2 separate regions of the Homo sapiens genome follow, and region 2 is linked to region 1. The links are chromatin loops, found by intact Hi-C in ENCODE. Cell type or tissue: dorsolateral prefrontal cortex. All regions are shown on one strand. Each heading gives the region's core, and the rest is flanking DNA. Links, peaks and the distances in the headings are about the cores only.

Evidence for each region. Hi-C counts contacts between places; a loop is a spot of excess contacts. Peaks named below come from ENCODE experiments on the same cell type or tissue, not always from the same donor. Only the 100,000 strongest peaks of a DNase experiment are listed, where the experiment ranks them.
Region 2: it touches region 1 in a loop (2.1-fold over the local background); 4 of 110 quality-filtered maps call a loop at or near these places.

Annotation. Positions count from the first base shown.
Region 1 is chr10:124,618,553-124,626,641 of GRCh38, forward strand. FAM53B (family with sequence similarity 53 member B) reads right to left here. Exons shown (of 5, transcript NM_014661.4): 5 at 740-5,052. The coding sequence ends at 4,690. Among named protein-coding and RNA genes, the nearest start is that of FAM53B-AS1, 81 kb to the right of the region's middle. RefSeq lists enhancers at 1,657-1,786, 3,139-3,639, 6,516-7,471, 7,472-8,089. In dorsolateral prefrontal cortex, for the core only: CTCF peaks have their summits at 3,290 and 3,503; a DNase peak (open chromatin) is centred at 3,265; H3K4me3 peaks cover 731 bases; H3K27ac peaks cover 5,000 bases.
Region 2 is chr10:124,825,220-124,830,219 of GRCh38, forward strand. ABRAXAS2 (abraxas 2, BRISC complex subunit) reads left to right here. Exons shown (of 9, transcript NM_032182.4): 5 at 1,376-1,566; 6 at 3,537-3,656; 7 at 4,174-4,258. Among named protein-coding and RNA genes, the nearest start is that of ABRAXAS2, 26 kb to the left of the region's middle. In dorsolateral prefrontal cortex, for the core only: a CTCF peak has its summit at 2,509 (motif pointing left); no DNase peak of the experiment used is centred there; H3K27ac peaks cover 208 bases.

The sequences.
Region 1 (8,089 bases), core at 1,168-6,167:
CTCTGGCCCTAACAAGCATTCTAGGCCAGACTTCCATGGGCAGATTGTGTGGGCAAGTGTTGAGTTATGGAAATCAAGCAAACCTCTCCACGCCTGTCCTCCAGGCCGCAAACACGCCCTTCTCCTGAGTCCGGGTAAGCAGAGGGCCATGCACGGGAGACAGTGGGCCACGCCGGGCTGGGCTTCGTGCTTCTGGGGCCCCCGCAACTCACTCACGCAGCAGAAGTCTGCACTGTGCTGCCTGCAGCGGGGGCAGAAACCCGGAGCCAGTGAGCCTGTCTGTGCCACCTCAGCTACCCTGGTGGGTGGGTGGTGGGGGCCATCCCAGGCCCCTCAGGGCTGCAGGCCAGGCTGGGCCCATCTCCGCACGCTGCTGTGTGGCCTCACCTCCCAGCGCTGTCGAAGGCTGAGCTGCTGTGCTCGGAAGGGCAGACTCCTCCATGGCTTCTAACTCAAGTGACACAAGGAGTGTCTCCCCACTGCTGTCCTGGGGCTCCTGGCCCTAGAAGGGCTCCCCATGATGCAGCTGTGGCCATGGGCAGCCTTCCCCCGTCCCCCGGCGTCTCCACAGCTCTGTGATGTCTGCTAGCCCCATTTTATCGATTCAGACCCCGAGGCTTGGAGGGGACAGAAGGGTCCAGTCTAGGTCTCTCTGCGCCCAGAGCTAATGCTCCTGTGAGCAGGGGGGACCTGCCAGTTCACCACACCCAACAGAAACCACACAGCTGGCACCAGGCACTTGGGTATTGAACCAGGAAGCTTTATTTACACAGTACAAGTAACAAGCAAATTCCTGAGAGACTAGAGCGGCTGGAGTGCAAGCCACAGCCTGTGCGGGGAGGCCAGGCTGCAGGGGCGGGCAGACCCTGGGCCCCGGGTCTACGCTTTCTGGTCGCCACACTTCCTGAAGCACGGCAACACCCACAACATCCAGCTCAGGGAAGCCCCTGCAGCCCCAGAAACAGCCTATGTGCTATCTGTCGCCCCAGCCCCCAGGACAGCTTCCCCACACACTGAAAACACAAATCATTTGCCAAAAAGACTATGCTAGAAGGTCAGACTATCCTATCTAGGCTACAAGATCTCCACTTCGGTCTGCCATTAAAAAAAAAAAAAATCTTTCTCTTCTTTTCTCTTTAAAGAGGCATGACAGAGGGGTTTGACCAACAGCGTGGACATGGCAAGGTGTGGCATCATTGCCAGTGTGGGGCCAGAGGGTGCCCGAGCCCCGGTGCGCGGCCAGCCTGCTGCATCCCTGCCGGCTGACGTCTGGAGTGACCGTCATTCCAGTGACCACCCCCATAGCCACAGACGGCACGTCAGTGGAAACGGGGGTGCAGCAGGCATGACACCAAGGCAGAGCCCGCAGCAGGGGGCCCGGGGTTCCACAGCTAGGGAAGCTTGCTCAGACAGGCAGCACACCCAGGGCACGGCCACTCACGCCCCCGCACCAGGAGACCCATTTGGAAGTTAGTTAGGGTTTGTTTTGTTTTCTTTTTAATGTGGACTTCCCCTTTATTTAAATTTTCTTTCAGTGTACAAATTCACAAAACTGGCTACAAAAATTTGGTTGAAAAGTAAGGCTTTCTGAGAATGAAAATCTGTACGTCTGGTCAGAACAAGCTCCCCACGGGCCCAGGTGCACGTCTGCCCGTGCAAATCCGGCCTCCACCGCGAGTAAGGCAAGAGGGTATGGCAACGAAAATGGCAAGGCTGTGGCCCCAGCCCCTGGGCCCCACGGGTGGACGGCAGCCCCTGGCAGTTTGGTGGCTTTGGAATGAGTGGGGTGCATGTGGCACTAAGCCCCCCCCACCGCCCCGGCTTTCCTGCAGGCTTAGCCCGCGCTTTAGGACCCCATGAGCAGGCAGATGGCCTGGCACGGCTTGCTTCTGGCTCTGCCCTTCCTCAGTCTCCCCTCAGAGGCAGGGTTTGTGGGCAAGGCTGTGACAAAAGTAAGGCTCCTGCCACTGCCCCCAGCTGGGGCCATCATGCTGGTGGGGGTGAGCTGTCTGCCTGCTGCCCATGGGGACACCAATGTGGGGGGCACCTCCTAGGCGAACCTCCCTCCCAGAGGACTGAGATCAGAAGTCCTGGGGCCAGCAGGGTGGAGTGCAGGAACAGGCTGCTCCGGGCAGTGTGGCAGCTTGGATGATGGGGTGGCACCTTATAGATAGGGTCTACTCCCTCCAGTCAAAACACAAACATGAAACCAGCTAAAGGCCATTTCTTTCTCTAAGCAGAAGGGATAGCCACCATTTTCTCCCCTGACTGCTGCGTGGTGGGCACAGGACAGGCAGGCGGGGTCTGAGGAGGCTGGGTCATTTCTCCCTAAGCGCCCTGGGGCTGGGCTTGCTGGTCGATGGGACCAGCTTGCGGGGAGGTGGGGAGGTGGCTGTGACTCAGCCAGCTCCACAGCTTGTCCCTTCCTGCCACCAGGCCTGAATGGGGAGGTGGCAGGCAAGGTTTGAGGGCAGGTCACCCACACCCCAGTCCCACGACATATACCTGTCACCATGTGCCTCCCACCCCAGCCCTAAGCAAAGGTAGCTGGGGGCTGCTGCATGCCTCAGCCTCAGCTGGCACCGTCCACCTCCCTCACTGCCTCTGCCTTCCACAGGAAGGCCTGCTATAGAGGCTGTGTGCCCTCGGCCACACCGGGCATGTGGTGCCAGGACCCCCCACGCCCAGTGGTACTCCGGGGGCAAGACATGGCCATGTGCTCTCCACATTCACCCAACAACTGCCCTGGCCGCCTCCACATTTGCTCTAAGAAGACATGGTCTCCATGACCCCCAGGCAGGGACAGGCCAAGATGTCTCTGTCTGCTCAGAGCCACCAGCTCTTGGGTTCGGCTGTCCGGGATCACAAGTAGACATGCCTCCGGCAGGAGCTACAGCAACCAGAGGTGAGCTGGTTCCCCGGCTCTGGGACCTGCCCAGTGCCCGGCATACCCCATGTGTCAGCCACCTGAGCTAGCAACACCATCTCTCAGGGCTGTGGGGCTGGGGGCTTTCTGCCAGCTCCTTAAAGCTGATTTTTAAGAAGTGCCACCCACATATTGGGAACTTGAACCACCATCCTTTTGATGTAGTAAAAAAATAAGATTTAAACAACGTTTCCCAAAAAGCATCTTTCTTGAGGAGAAAGAAGGTGAGAAGCATCTGGACTCAACCTGCAGAAGCGAGGCGTTCACTCGTCCATGAAGACGAGCAAAAGCAAAGTGACTACAAAAGTGCTTTGAACGCGCGTGTCAGCCAACACAAGGGAGCGCACCAGTTATTTTTAGCCTTATGGGAAAATGAGCCACTTGCTCCTAAGCCAGCCCAATTGCTATTGTTTGCAGAAGACGCCACATTCGCTAAAAGCCAGATTCCCATAGAGCAGAGCCCATGTGGTGGTGTCTGCAAGGCAGCCGGAGAGGAGCTACAAACCTTGAGAGGAGAGCAAACCCTCAGGGGGCTAGGCTCCTCGGATGCCCCAGGGTGAGGAGCCAGGGTGGGGTAGGGGCAGGGAGCATGAATCCAGCTTTGTGCCGGTGGCTGGGCCTACAACAGAGATGCAGCCCTCAGGACTGGGCTCCCCCTAAGCTGACAAGGGCGTGGGCTTGTCTTGAGGTGGGTGATGTGCCCTGGTTACAGCCAGCAGTCCTCAAGGACAAACGGGAGGTGCCTGGAATCCTGCAGGGGCCCCTGCAGAGTGGCCAGCGGACGCCCTTCACCCCTGAGTGCGCATAGGGCCCTCATCTGCCCACCTGCTCGCAGCTCCCGTCTCCCGAGGCCGTTTTCAAGAGGCTGCCCTGGTATCGTGCCATCCCTACACTCACCGGAACCAACCATGCTTATCACTCAGTGACCTGTCAGCCACAGAGAAGGGCTGCCATCTGCTAACCCTGCCCCAACGGTGGCAGAGCCATGGGGTCAGCCTCTCCATGCTGTAGGAGAGGCAAGCAAGTCCGTCTTTTCAGCCAACAGATCCACCAAATTTCTACCCAACACGGGAGGCCCTAACAAGCACCCTCCAAATCGTTCCTTGGGCCCGAGACTCCGGACATGGCTTACCCTCTGGAGGGCCAGTCCAGCACCCCAGGGATTCTGTCTCTCACATTGGAATTAAGGCCAAATGGTTCTGGTGTTACAGAAGGAAGCATCTCCCGAACCTTCCCAAGCCTGAAGCAGGGAGACCTGGGAGAGAAGGCACGGAGTAAAACTGAGTGAAAGAAGCTGCGGGGCCGACTCCCCAGAAGTGAACCTGAGTGAGGCCAAGAAGGGCCCTGACATAGCAGATGGCCCCTGGCCCCCACCCCAGGCCCTCCCTGACAGCCCCCACCACCAGGGGGATACAGAGCGGTGCCCAGCTCTGCCGGGGACAACAGAGACTGCCCAACATCCCACAGGGAAAGAGGCAGAAAAGACGCAAACTTCAAAGCTGTCCTCTGGGCTGCAGTAGTTCTGTGGACCTGGTGGCTGCCACGCTCGGGGAGCCGGTGAGAGGCTGACACACCCGCTGTATGACGCGGCCAGGCCAGGCTCTCCCCCAGGCAGCAGGTGGGCTCCCTCTCTGGGACCCGACACCACTCAGGAAGCTTTCATCAGGCCCACGAGTTGGGCTCCCCTTCAAGGGCCCACCTAGTGCCCAGAGTGGGGGCTGTCGATGCCAGCACACCCCAGCCCTGCCTGGGCCCACACCCCCTCAGTTCTTCTCTATCTGCTCAATGTCCAACTCGCCGTCCAGGGAGCAGAGGCTGTTCCCAGGGGCCCCGCGGTCCCGCCAGGCTGCAGCCGGCTCCGCTCTCCTGCCACAATCCTCGTCCAGGGCGCAGCTGTCTGACTCCTCACAGGACAGGTCCTCCTGGCAGGCGAGGTGGTCGTCGAAGGAAGGGGGAAGAGGCTCAGGGACCGGGGTCCCAGCGGGGGTCCTGCCCCCTGGGCCGGAGGCTGAGAGCAGGGCGGTCCAGGCCCTGGTGTTGCTGACGTGGCGGGCGAAGGGGCTCTGGGGACCGCAGTCCTCTGTCCCTGCGCTCAGGCAGCTGAGGCTGCTGAAGGTCTGACAGTTCTGTGGAGGGGCAGACACACAGGTTACTAAGGGTTACTCCCCTCCCGCAGCCCCAGGACTGCACACCCCACAAAGCAACTAGACCACCAGGCTGTGGCAAGACCAATCAAGTCCCGGGTTCCTCCTATCCAGGCAAGGACGGGCCCATGAGCAACGTACTCATGAAGATGCACCTCCGGCCAATGAGCGCTCTGTGCTCATAAAGACACGCGCAATTCCACTATTCACCTACTAACTCGGCAAAGCACACAAATTTGATGCAGACCCAGTTCTGGGGGGCTGCGGTGAAACAGGAATGCTCCTAACACTTCGTCCACAGCCTTTCTGAAGCGCAACCTGGGGAAAATATATCCAATTCCTTGATCAGGTAATTTCACTACTTGGATTTTTATCTTAAGAAAACATTCTAAGATGTGTGTAAAAATTTGGCAACATACCGTTAAATGGAAAAGAAGAGAGTAACCCAAACACCCTACAATGGTGGTGAAATCAATGTTTTTCAAGCAGGGACCTCTATGCAAACATAACTGACGCGCCGCGATACTTCCCTTGAGAAGGGATCTGACTTGGAGGAAGCCCAGGCTGTAACTGCCCCACACAGGGCGACACGACGCCCGCTCTACCCACTCTCCACAACCAGAGCGGGAGCCGCAGGCTAGAAGGGGCCGAGCTGAAGTCCTGAGCCTGGTGTGTAACAGAGCCATGCAGGGAGCTGGGGAAACATGAGTTCTCGGCCTCACCTGGAGACACAGAGTCTCTAGAAGGGAGTGGTCCTGTGCCCTCCACAGGTGCTGGGGACTGGGAGGTCTGATCTGCTGAGGAGGGGCCAGGCTCCAGGTTCTGGTGCTCGCCAGCTGGGGGCCTCATCTGGAAGAGGTGCATGATGCTCCCTGCCTGCCTTGCTGGGCCCTTTGAGGCCCCAGAGAGAGAGTAGGCTGCGCAGAAGCTTCTCCGCTCACCAAGTGTGCTCCCTCTGTGTGCTCCCAGGCACCAAGTGTGCTCCCAGGCTGGCCTGGGGCAGGAGGCAGCCTGGGGCCTGCCCGAGCGGCAGGCAGAGCTTGAACAGGATTTCAAGGGTACGCAGGCCAGTTCTGCTTGGCGTCAGCTGCCAGCGATGGGGGTAGGGCTGACACTGTGCACAAGTGGGTGCAGTTCAACACCTGCTCCCAGGGCAGAGCACAAAATCCAGCCTTCTCCTCAGAATGATGCACATGCCACAGACAGGACAGAGGCTGAGACAGTGAGGGGCACTCCCGGCGCAGTCCTGGATATCCCCAACCGGACTGCAGCAACGAGGTCGAATAGCAGAGGGGAGCGAGGGAAGAGCTGCGCACAGAGGGCAGGGGGGAATTCCAGCCTTTAGTTTCTTCCCAGCAGATGGGTGGGGACTGGGGAAGCAAAGCAGGGCCTTGGAGCACCCGCCGCCTCCCTCGCCGCACGCCTGCTGACGCCAAGACCACAGACCTGTCCCGAGGGCCTGATTCTTTCAAAGGCTGCAGTGTTTGTGTGTCTCTTTGAAATACAGGTGATCACTGGCTGTCACAGCCAACAAGCTGTTGAACCAGCCTCAGCGGATGGGAAATAAAAGGCGCTCTCTCTGGAGGAAGGTATATGTGCCTGCCATGGGCACGCTCATTGTTCCTGAACACTCGGTGGAGGAAGCCGTTCTGATGGGTTTGCTTTTTTTGGAATCTTTTGATTAACTGAGAAAGGTGAAGGCTGAGGTGTTGGGGGGAGCTCTGCACGGGAACTCAGGAGAGTGGCAGGGGCACCCATTAGACTGGAGATGCTGGCCCCCCAAGGAGCCACAGGTCCACCCTCTGGGCCATGGTGGGATTCGATGCAGCCCGGTGGTGTGCACACAGCACAATCCCCTCACCACGGCAGAGAGCTGGAGACGGCGACCCCTGCACAACAGCCCCAGGTTCCTCACCGGCTCCTGGCCAGGCCTGGACGATGGATCGGCAACCAGGATCCTCGCCTGCCCCTGGCCAGGCCTGGGCGATGGACCAGCAGCTCCCAAAGCGAACCTGCCGCTTGTGAGGTGGAAGCCCCAGTGCTTTCGAGGGGAGGGTCTCTGAGGCTCCTCCTGCTTCTCAGCCACCCTCTTGACTGGCCTAGACCTGAGCCAGGACAGAAGGAGAACTGAGTAGGGGGCACAAAACAGGGGCAAGATGGCCCAGCCTGGGTGGCCTCAGCCGTGTGTCCCGGGCTCTGCTGAGCCAGGCTGCCCCGACAGAGGAGGCCTAGGGTGAGGCCAGGATGCGTCAGGGCCTGAGGTCCCCGGGGAGCCTGACCCACCTTCTCCTGACCCTGGCTGAGCAGCCTGTTTCTTGGCCTGTAGAGCAGCCACGGTGTGTAAGGATAAATAATCATGTCCAGTCAAGGCCAGAGCAGCCCGGATGACATGCTGTGAACAGGTTCTAGGTGGGTGACAGGGCACTGAGGCCGACTGCCTTGGGTGTCAGCCACATCTGTTGAGATGCGTGTGCCTGACGCCCGAACGCGTGCCAGCGTTTTCTGCGAGCTGTCATGTGAGGGGCCTGGGGCGTGGCCTGCTGCGAGTGTTTTCTGTGGCCTCGCACGTGAACGCAGCAGGAGCGCAGCCTGCGCAATCGGACAGACGCCGCACAGCGCTTGTCTGTGCTCACCCTCTCGGTCCTGCTCGGAGCTTCCCACTGACCTCCTCTGGCATAAGGCGCAGGTAGCGGGGGTGCCTAACTTATGGCCACCATGATTGTGTGGGTCTCGGCACTAACCGTGGTGCTACGGTCGAAATTTGTGCCCCCCCCCCCCCCACCATTCCTCAGTGCAAAAGGTGGGGCCTCTGGGAGGTGATGAGGTCATGTAGGGGCCTTCACAGATGGGATGAGGGCCCATAACAGAGACTGGAGGGAGCGCAGGTGCCTCTCCAGCCAGACAAGGATGTGAGAAAGTGCCAACTATGAAGAGCAGGCCCTCACAAGACCCCGATCCTGTTGGCACCTGGATCTTGGACTTCCCAGCTTCTAACTAAGAAATACATTTCTGCGGTTTA
Region 2 (5,000 bases), core at 1-5,000, 210 kb after region 1:
AAGCAGGGGAATCGCTTGAACCCAGGAGGTGGAGGTTGCTGTGAGCCGAGATCATGCCACTGCACTCTAGCCTGAGTGACAAAGCAAGACTCTGTCTCAAAAAAAAAAAAAAAAAAAAAATTATACCCTGAGAGAAAGGCTTGGGTTTTCTTTTTATTTAAGGGATATCAGAATTAATTGCTTTAATCTATGGGAAGATATGTTTTATGTTCAGTAGTACTCCTTAAGTCAGGAACTATTGCTTATTTCTTTGTTCTCTGTAGTTCTTTGCATATGATATGAACTCAATGGAGAAAACATTATTCACTTAGAGTGGTGTAGTAATTAGTGAAAATATTTGTGACAATGCTAGCCTCAGCAAAAGTTGGCTTACTTTCTACATGAAAATGTCAAAACAATCTCAATTTACTATTAATTTTAATTTTAATATGACACTATTAGATTTAAACTACCTTTGCTTCTTAAAACAAGATTTTAACTCAGAGTTGGTTTCAAAGAAGGAAGCTGTATGAAGATTGATCTTCTAATAAAGAATTAAATGTTTTGAAAACAGATGTTTTTAAATTTCAGTATGCAAAAGAAAAATTCAGAAACTTACTTAAATTCAGATTCCTGGCTCTATCTTGAGAGGTTCTGATTCTGCAGATTTGGGTGGGGTCCAGGAATCTGCACTTTAGGGATGGGGTCCAGGAATCTGCACTTTAGCAGTCTTTCAGATATCTCTGAAGTCATCTGTCTTCCTGATGACCAACAAATCACATTATGAGAAGTATTCTTCCAGAGTGCATAACAGTTTCATTAGCCAGTTTAGTTATGCTATAGTTAGAGCTGAAAAAGCTAAACTTTTAAAATAGATTTGTTGAGGTAAAATTGACATATAACACATATCTCAAATGTATGCTCTTAGAAGTTTGATGTATGTGTAAACTTGTGAAACCATCACCATATTAAGATAACGAGCATCTCCTTCACCTACAAAAGCTTCCTCGTGCCTTTCCAGTCCTGCCTTCTCCCCTCATTCCTGTTAACCACTGATCTTCTTTATGTCACTAGATTAGTTTTCATTTTCTAGAATTTTGTACAAATAGAATCCTATAACCTATACTTCTTTTAGTGAGGAGGTGTCTAGCTTCTTTCACTCAGGATAGTTATTTTAGGACTCATTCATGTTCCTTTTTATCACTAAGTAGGATTCCAGCATATGCCTGAAGCACAGTCTGTTTATCCATGCTCCTGCTCATGGACGCTTGGGTTGTTCCAGGGTGGGGCTTTTGCACATAAAGCTACTATGAACATTTGTGCATGTGTGTTTGTATGGATACATTCAGAATTAAATTTGTAAGATTTCATGCAACTTTTCACACTTTTCTTTCAGAAAGTCATTGGGTGGTACAGATTCCGGCGCAATACGCAGCAGCAGATGTCCTACAGAGAGCAGGTTCTTCACAAGCAGCTCACCCGCATCCTCGGCGTGCCCGACCTCGTCTTTCTTCTCTTCAGCTTCATCTCCACTGCCAACAATTCCACTCACGCTTTAGAATATGTGCTCTTCAGACCAAATAGAAGGTAAAGCTTGCTTTTCCATCTGCCTCACATATAAGAAGGACGTTGGGACCAGGCGTGGTGGCTTACGCCTGTAATCCCAGCACTTTGGAAGGCTGAGGCGGATGGATCATGAGGTCAAGAGATTGAGACCATCCTGGCCAACATGGTGAAATTCAAAAATTAGCTGGGTGTGGTGGCACGTGGCTGTATTCCCAGCTACTCGGGAGGCTGAGGCAGAAGAATCGCTTGAACCTGGAGGCAGAGGTTGCAGTGAGCCAAGATTGTGCCACTGCACTCCTGCCTGGCAACAGAGCAAGAATCCATCTCAAAAAAAAAAAAAAAGGATGTTGGTACAAGTCACTGAGATTCGTGACTTCAAAAATGTGCATTATAGTGCATTTTTTTTTTTTTTTGAGACAGAGTCCAGCTCTGTCACTCAGGTTGGAGTGCAGTGGTGCAATCTCGGCTCACTGCAACCTCTGCTTCCCAGGTTCAAGCGATTCTCTTGCCTCAGCCTCTCGAGTAGCTGGGATTACAGGCACACACCACCATGCTGGCTAATTTTTTTGTATTTTTAGTAGAGACGGGGTTTTGCCCATTTTGGCCAGGCTGGTTTTGAACTCCTGACCTCAGGTGATCCACCTGCCTCGGCCTCCCAAAACTTTATGCATCTTTAAATAAAAACTTGTATTATTCCCTTTAGCTCTTTTTGTGGTTACGGAAGGTATTTTTCTTGTCAGTTATTTACATAAAATTGTTTTTGGATCAAGAAGCATTAACAAGACATGTTTATTATGCATAAATTCTTATAAGGAATAAATAGCTGGAAATCATCATTTGCTTCTCCATAATCCACTATGTGGAAATGTAGTTTTATTGCTGTGGAAGTCTGATTATAATTTTGAAACATAAATTTCAAATACAAAATTGTGAAATTGAACCACCTGCTGGTTAACGAGGGTTTTGCATCGTGAACTTGTTAAACCAAAAAAAAAAAAAAACCACCCCTATGATTATATGATCATGTTGTCTGTTTGTAAACAGCAAAATGGTTTCCCTCTGGAAGTTTATTTGTTGTAGAATAAATTAAATTGACATCAGTGAAAATAATTGTTAATTGTTAAAAAGGTTTTTATAAGATTTCATTATGTAATCTGTGGGTATCTCTTGAGCACTTACAGGCTCAGCATTGTGTCAGTCACTGTGAGTATACAAAAGATGTGTAAGGCATGACCTGTGCTCTCAAGGAGTTGATAAGCAAGGTTTTACTTTACAGAAGGGAAAACATCACTAATTCATGTATCCTTGGGTTGTCTGTAGAAGGAGGTGCTCCGTGAGACCTTCCTGTTGGTTTACCAACGTCAGCAACTAAGACTCCTACCACCAAGCCCCATTCTTGCTTTAGTTAATTACTTTTATTTATTTTAATTTTATTATTACTATTATTTTGGAGACAGGGTCTTACCCTGTGACCAGGCTGGAGTACAGTGGCACTATCATATTTCACTGCCACCTTGAACTCCTGATCCTGTCACCTCAGCCTCTTAAGTAGCTGGGACTATAGGCACATGCCACCACGCATGCCCTTTTTAAAAAATTATTTATTTATTTATTTATTTAGAGATACAGTCTTGCTGTTGCCCAGGCTGGAGTGCAGTGGCACAATCTTGGCTCATTGCAACCTCCGCCTCCTGGGTTCAAGTGATTCTCCTGCCTCAGCCTCCCGAGTAGCTGAGACTACAGGTGTGCACCACCATGCCCGGCTAATTTTTTTTTTATTTTTAGTAGAGACAGGGTTTCACCATGTTGGCCAGGCTGGCGTTGGTCTCGAACTCCTGACCTCAGGTGATCTGCCTGCCTCGGCCTCCCAAAGTGCTGAGATTAGAGGTGTGAGCCACCACACCCAGCCCTTTTTTTTTTTAGACTGTCAGTCTCACTTGAATATGATAGAATGGTACATTTAACATGATCTCTCTGAATTTTTCCCATAGGTATAATCAGAGGATATCACTCGCTATTCCCAATCTAGGAAATACTAGCCAGCAAGAGTACAAAGTGTCTTCAGTGCCAAATACTTCTCAGAGTTATGCCAAAGTGATTAAAGAACATGGGTAAGTTGAAAGGTAAAGTGCTAGTTTTTTCTTTTGTCAGCAATATTTCTTTTGTTAATAACATTTAAAAGGTGTATGGAAAAATGTAAAACCAAGTTTGATATGATTAAAATTGAAGAATACAGTAAGGTAATTGTCTAGATACCACCAGCATGTATCAAAATTTTGTTCTTGTTGAAAAGATAGTTTACTTTTATGAATTTTTTAAATCATTTGCCACAATATTTTTTGTAATTGATACAAAAGTTTTGGATAGAGTATTATTTCTGAGGTTCTAAAAGCTAAACATAGTCACTGAAAAATACATAGCTTTTTATTATTTTTTAAATGATCTTGGTAACATGGGTTTTTTAAATTTCTCTTCTGTAATTCTTGTGGTATGGGCATTATTCCTTAAACACTGTCACCTCGGAGTCACAGCATTTAAACAATAAAGTGGAAGAGGCAGGAAAAATGCCTTTCCATTTCACCGCAGTTATGATAACCTTGAGGCATCTTTTTTCTGTTTGTCTTCCAGTACTGACTTTTTTGACAAGGATGGAGTGATGAAAGACATCAGGGCGATTTATCAGGTTTATAATGCACTTCAGGAGAAAGTTCAGGTAACTGATTTATTTATTAGTTTTCATCTTATTTGTCTTGCCCAAAAGCTTTTAATTCTACTTTAATTTTGAATTGTCTTCCAACTGACAAATAGAGTTAGGATCCGAAAGTCAGAATCTGCTTTCCCAGAACAGAGTCAAGCTGTGGAATAATGATTCATGCCGTCTCGCAGAAGCCTGGCTCACTCACTCTGTGCCTGAAGTAGATTGTTAATACTACTGTTTCAAATACTTACAGCCCCATTTGTGATAGTAGTTTTGCTAGGAAAATGTAGAAAGGCTTGCTAAGAACATAGCTGTCTCCATCAGTTATATTCTAAGTAGAGACAATATCAAAAGGCAGCCATAACTGGTTGCATCTCTGCTTCTTCATCCTAGTTCACTCACTTTGCCCCCAGCTGCCTCCATCGAGTGGGAGGATCTCGGCAGAGCCTGTTCACTCCTAGTCATTTATGCAACAGACATCAATGGAAACATCTCCTGTGAGCCAAATACTGAGCTTGGTGCTAACAATACTTTCCCACATTCTTTTCGTCATCCCCGCTGTGTTTTTAGGAGTAGTTTGCTCTAAAACCTAAGAACAAAAGAGCGTTTGAACTGGCCTTTGAGTACAGCAAAGAAAGTGGTAAAGTTGATGAAGCTCTCCCAGACCTGGAGAAAGCCTGACTTTAAGGAAAAAGGCTTTGGCCCGGCATGGTGGCTCACACCTGTCATCCCAGCATTTTGGGAGGCCTAGGCAAGA